Regions from separate parts of the Homo sapiens genome. Here region 1 is linked to region 2. A link is a loop called in an ENCODE intact Hi-C map of the cell type or tissue named here. Cell type or tissue: breast epithelium. All regions are shown on one strand. Links, peaks and the distances in the headings refer to the core of each region. The heading gives the core; the rest is flanking DNA.

What was found. Hi-C counts contacts between places; a loop is a spot of excess contacts. Peaks named below come from ENCODE experiments on the same cell type or tissue, not always from the same donor. Only the 100,000 strongest peaks of a DNase experiment are listed, where the experiment ranks them.
Region 1: a loop joins it to region 2, with 6 times the contacts of the local background. A loop is called at or near these places in 1 of 110 quality-filtered maps.

Annotation. Positions count from the first base shown.
Region 1 is chr2:182,743,583-182,746,395 of GRCh38, forward strand. DNAJC10 (DnaJ heat shock protein family (Hsp40) member C10) reads left to right here. Exons shown (of 24, transcript NM_018981.4): 14 at 16-130. Among named protein-coding and RNA genes, the nearest start is that of DNAJC10, 29 kb to the left of the region's middle. In breast epithelium, for the core only: no CTCF peak of the experiment used is centred there; no DNase peak of the experiment used is centred there.
Region 2 is chr2:182,860,775-182,863,587 of GRCh38, forward strand. All of the region lies in intron 1 of FRZB (frizzled related protein), which reads right to left. Among named protein-coding and RNA genes, the nearest start is that of FRZB, 4.5 kb to the right of the region's middle. In breast epithelium, for the core only: no CTCF peak of the experiment used is centred there; a DNase peak (open chromatin) is centred at 1,457; H3K27ac peaks cover 487 bases.

The DNA.
Region 1 (2,813 bases), core at 41-2,540, 120 kb before region 2:
CTTTTTCTCCTTTAGGTTGGCAGGTTTGACTGTTCCTCTGCACCAGACATCTGTAGTAATCTGTATGTTTTTCAGCCGTCTCTAGCAGTATTTAAAGGACAAGGAACCAAAGAATATGAAATTCATCATGGTAAGAATGGAAAAAAATGATAAAAAAAAACTTAGCTTCATTTTCAAATAGAAGTTTTCTAATTGTGCTTTTTAAACTTATTTTTTACGGACATGCTTATTGTAAATAACTTTTCTCAGTAAATATGAGGACAGATATTTTGAATTATATGTAGTCACTTTATTCTCTTTACCCTTCTTTTTAACATGAATGCCTTTTCTCTATTCAGTATTTTGATCAGGATTTCTGGTGATAAGTCAAGCTAGTGAGAAATTTAAGTCCTGCTTGTTTGCAAAAGTAAGCAACACCTGCAGTTTATATTCCAGCTTGCCATGTGTATCATCTCAGCCATTATAGGCAATTTCCAAACATTCTTTTGGATGTTTCTCCCACTAGACTTCCAGACTTCTTCATTAACTGCCTTGTTATCTTTCTTGCATTTATAATTTTATTTCAGCTTATTTGGGACTTTAGCTCTGCATTCATGTGAGTGCAGTCTCAATTCCAAGAGTTTGGACTACAGCAGAGTCCTTGTCCTGAAAGAGGTCAAATATAGCAAAAGAAACACACAGACTACCAACTACCATGCAGTTAAGTGAACAACAGATACCGATGAAATGCCCATTAGCACCTAGCACTGCTTTCAATGTTGAGGATATAAATTTGTAAGACATGAACTCCTTCAAGAAGTTTAAAATAGTGTAGCGGGGAACAGAGGAGGGAGATCCATAAGAAAACAAAAAATACTTTAATGGTCATTGTATATTAATGACAACAAGATCAAATAGATTTCTGCATAGTAGAGGTCAAGAAGTGGTATTTGAATTGAGCATAAAGTGCTCAATTTCCCCAAGCAACTATAGGGGAAAAGAAGTGAGACCTCTAGGCTGGAGGAACTTTGGGGTAAGATAACCCTCACAGTAACTACTGTTTATTCACTGCTGTCTCCAAGTCAGACATTCTGCCAGAAGCCTTGCATACGTGATTCATTTTTATCTTTACAACAGCCCAGTGAAGGAGAAAATGGAGACTCAGAAAGGTTAAGTAACTTGCCCTATGACAGACATACTAGAAACTAGCCATGGTAGATTTTGAATCCAAATTTGTCTGACTCCAAAACCTAGGCTAATAGCCGTTAAACTATACCATGCACTAAAAGTGCTAGAAATGACTAAGTTTTAATAATGGAATAATACTCTTTTTTATCTCTGAAATAGTTCTCAGACCCCCCCTCTTCTCTTCTCTGTGCTTACTGCTTTGTTTCAGGCCCATCATCGCCTTCATCTATGATAGTATTATCCTCTGGGAGGATTGCTTATCTCCTAGCCTTTCTTCCTTAAAATCAATTCCTTGTTGTGTTTGCAGTTATTACCCATTCTTGTGTCACTTTTCTGCCTTGACTTACCTTATTTCTTATAGCATAAGCGTCAGATTCCTTAGCATAGAAGCAATAATCTCATCTGTTTTGCTCACTGCTCTATCTCCAGCACCTAGAATGGTGTCTGGCACATAGTAAGAACTCAGGAAATGTTTGTTAAGTGGATAGGGTATGTTCACAGTCTGGCTCTGCCAGTTTTTCCAGTCTTAATTCCCACTGCTGCCCCTCCAGATAGTCTTAGCTCCAGCTACCTTTGGATGTTTGTGAATGCCATGTTCTTTCACTCCTCTGTGCCTTCACACGATTTTTCCTCCTGCATTATAATCACTCCTTCCTGTTCCACAGAATATTTAGCAAACTCCAAATTGCCTTTCAAAACTTAAAGCAGCTTCTTCCCTGGAAAATATATTATGAATCTCCAAGCACTTCCTTTTATGTGCTCTTACTAACTTTGTAATAGAACTTACATTGTTTCTTTGGATTAAAATAGTTATTGAGCATCTGCATGTACCAGGTACAGTACTGAGGAATAGGAAAAAATGTGAACTATACTTAGTAATCTCTAATACAAAGAACATTGTGGACTATTAGGGAAAACAGACAAGTAAACTAACAAATTTTTATTTTTTTTTTTTATGGACAAGTTTTTTTTTTATTTGAATTTTTTTTTAATTTATTATTATTATACTTCAAGTTTTAGGGTACATGTGCACAATGTGCAGGTTAATTACATATGTATACATGTGCCATGCTGGTGCGCTGCACCCACTAACTCGTCATCGAGCATTAGGTATATCTCCCCATGCTATGTCTCCCCACTCCCCCCACCCCACAACAGTACCCAGAGTGTGATATTCCCTTCCTGTGTCCATGTGTTCTCATTGTTCAATTCCCACCTATGAGTGAGAACATGCAGTGTTTGGTTTTTTGTCTTTGCGATAGTTTACTGAGAATGATGATTTCCAGTTTCATCCATGTCCCTACAAAGGACATGAACTCATCCTTTTTTATGGCTGCATAGTATTCCATGGTGTATATGTGCCCATTTTCTTAATCCAGTCTATCATTGTTGGACATTTGGGTTGGTTCCAAGTCTTTGCTATTGTGAATAATGCCGCAATAAACATACGTGTGCATGTGTCTTTGTAGCAGCATGATTTATAATCCTTTGGGTATATACCCAGTAATGGGATGGCTGGGTCAAATGGTATTTCCAGTTCTAGATCCCTGAGGATCTAGACTGACTTCTACAATGGTTGAACTAGTTTACAGTCCCACCAACAGTGTAAAAGTGTTCCTATTTCTCCACATCCTCTCCAGCACCTG
Region 2 (2,813 bases), core at 226-2,725:
GAGAATTGCTTGAACCTTGGAGGCAGAGGTTGCAGTGAGCAGAGATCACGCCACTGCACTCCAGTCTGAGTGACAGAGCGAGACTGTCTCAAAAAAAAAAAAAAAAAAAGACTGCCTCCCAGGCCTGGACTACTAAGGTATGGTGGTACCTTTCAACAATATAGAAAATACTAGAAAGAAACAAGTGCATGACTATGGGGAAATGATGAGTTCACGCTGGGGCATGCTGAGACCGAGAGACTAGGGACATGAGAATCTGGAATGTATAATCTCTACTATCTCAAAATTGCAGTGAAGTCAGAATCTCTTATCTCTTTGAATCCATTGTCTAGAAGCCACCTTTTATTCTCTTAAGCCATAGATAAGTGTACTTCAAAATACAATGAGAAAACCTTTGTTCCTTTAACTGCAATCTGCTAGGCAAAGAATAACAGATTCTCTAGAAAGTTAGGAATTACATTTCTTAAGGGACAAAGTGTAGTGTAGAACAGGCTCTGCTTCGAATTCTCTTTTTCTTACTAGCTCTGCTAACTTGGACAGTAACTTAGCTTCTCTATATGCCTTGGCTTCCTTTTCTCCAAAATGGGAATAATAATGAATGTGCAAAATGCACTCAGGACAGCACCTAGAACATAAGTGTTGGTTGCTTTTATTGTGTTGCTAATGGTTCCTGTCCTGAGGATGACACGTCCTCTCCCCAATGACGTTGTTGTTAAACATTTATATTGTGCTTTACCGTTTATCAGTAACTTCATATTACTATTTCTTTTGTTCTTCACAATCCCTAATGAATGTCAATGTCAAGCGACTAGTTCAGTGTACAAAATTAATGGCAAATCTAGAATTCCAACTAAGGGCCTGTAACTCTAAAACTGTGGTTTTCTCTAAATTGAGGAGATGTAGCCAATTCTTAATTATTCAAAACTATCTCTATTTGTTGGCTGTTGGTCTCCTCATTCTAGACACCAAGTAGAACTAGAAGAGCTAAATATAACCTAGTCAGTTTTGCAATTTGTAGCAACAACTATTTGAAGGTTTAGTGGGAATGAGATAAAAAGTAAATTATTAAGATTTGGAGACTACATAAGATTACATTACTCCTGATAATGGGGGTTGCTCTAAATAAAGTTAAATACTACTAACATAACACTGAGATACTCTTCCCTAACCCATCCAGAGTGCCTTTCAGTATTTTACACAATGAAGGATCCTCAGAAGCATGTTTTCCCTTTAATTCTAATCTAAAATTTCCATTTCTCCTTTCCATTTTCCTCCTCATATCACACTAAATAATTCTTCCTTCTTGGTACTTGGCCCCTCAAATATTTGTAGAACAGGGCTAAAGAAAAGACTGCCTGTTTCTCTGAGAGTGGAGAAACGATTAAATGGCAGCTCCTGCATATGAAAGTTGGCACGGCTCATGCCAAGAGAGAGAAGGCCTGCAGAAACGTGTTGAGCAAGAGCTGGGGAGAAAAGTTAACACTGCCCCAGAAGCCAGCACTGACTGAGGAATGATTATAAAGCCCTTGGCACGGCAAACTGTAGGTGTTGTGGAAATAGCTGTGAAATATCATACCATAAATTTTCTTAACTGCTTGATTCCTGGGTTTCTGAGATGAATTATTTGTAATTAACTCCTCCACCAGACTCATTCTTTTTTCTGTCGCTCCCAAGGGGATCTGCTCTTGAGCCTGAGGTCTAGGTCAATTTGTGTAAAAGGAAATACTAACTTTATATATTTAGAAGAAATAAGATTTGTTTTTCCAGTTAGGTCCCAGTGTAAAGCTTTTTTGTTTTGTTTTTCCCCAGAGATGAACTAATAAAAGTTCTAGGCTGCATCTGCATTTACCAACATAACCATTTCAAAAACAAAATAGAAAATGTTAGTCAATTTGTTTTAACAGTGATAATAGTAAAACAGCAGCAGCACTTTTTTCAGTGCTTACTAAGTACTAAAGCAATGCTTTATATGCTGTTTAATTTCTTTTCTTTTCTTTTCTTTTTTTTTTTTTGAAACACAGTCTGGCTCTGTCGCTCAGTCTGGAGTGCAGTGGCGCCATCTCAGGTCACTGCAACCTCCACCTCCGGAGTTCAAGTGAGTCCCTTGCCTCAGTTTCCTGGAGTAGCTGGGACGACAGGCACGCACCACCATCCCAGGCTAATTTTTGTATTTTTAGTAGAGACAGGGTTTCACCATGTTGGCCAAGCTGGTCTCCAACTCCTGACCTCAAGTGATCCACCCGCCTCGGCCTTCCAAAGTGCTGAGATTACAGGAGTGAGCCACTGCACCAGCTTTAATTTCATCTTTACCATGCCCTTGGGATGTAGATAGTTTTGTCCTAATTTTACAGATAAGAAAACTTTGAATTACAGAGGTCATATAATTTTCCTATAACAATAGTTGATGTCGGGGCAGAGTCATTCACACCTGGTCTGCCCCACTCCAAGCCTATCCTCTTTACTCACCACACAATATTAAAGATTTGACTGAATGTCATCACTAACTTGCTGAATGACTCAATTGAGCTGAGTTTTCAGATAATCAGTTGTACATGTAGTCACACAAAGTTATGCAAATATAAAATGTGTAAGATGAATAATAATGGTCAGGATGGAACCCGTTCTTTTCAAAAATATGATTACCCTTAGTATTTTGAAAGCAAAAAGTAGTTTCAAGCATTACTCCATTTCAGTAAGACTGCTTTGTAAAAGGTCCTAAGCTTGTTTGTGGAGTCATGATATACTATGAGAGAACAGATCCCCATGAATGGGTAGGATTTGAAAATCCTCTTGGCATCAGAAGAATGTGAAAG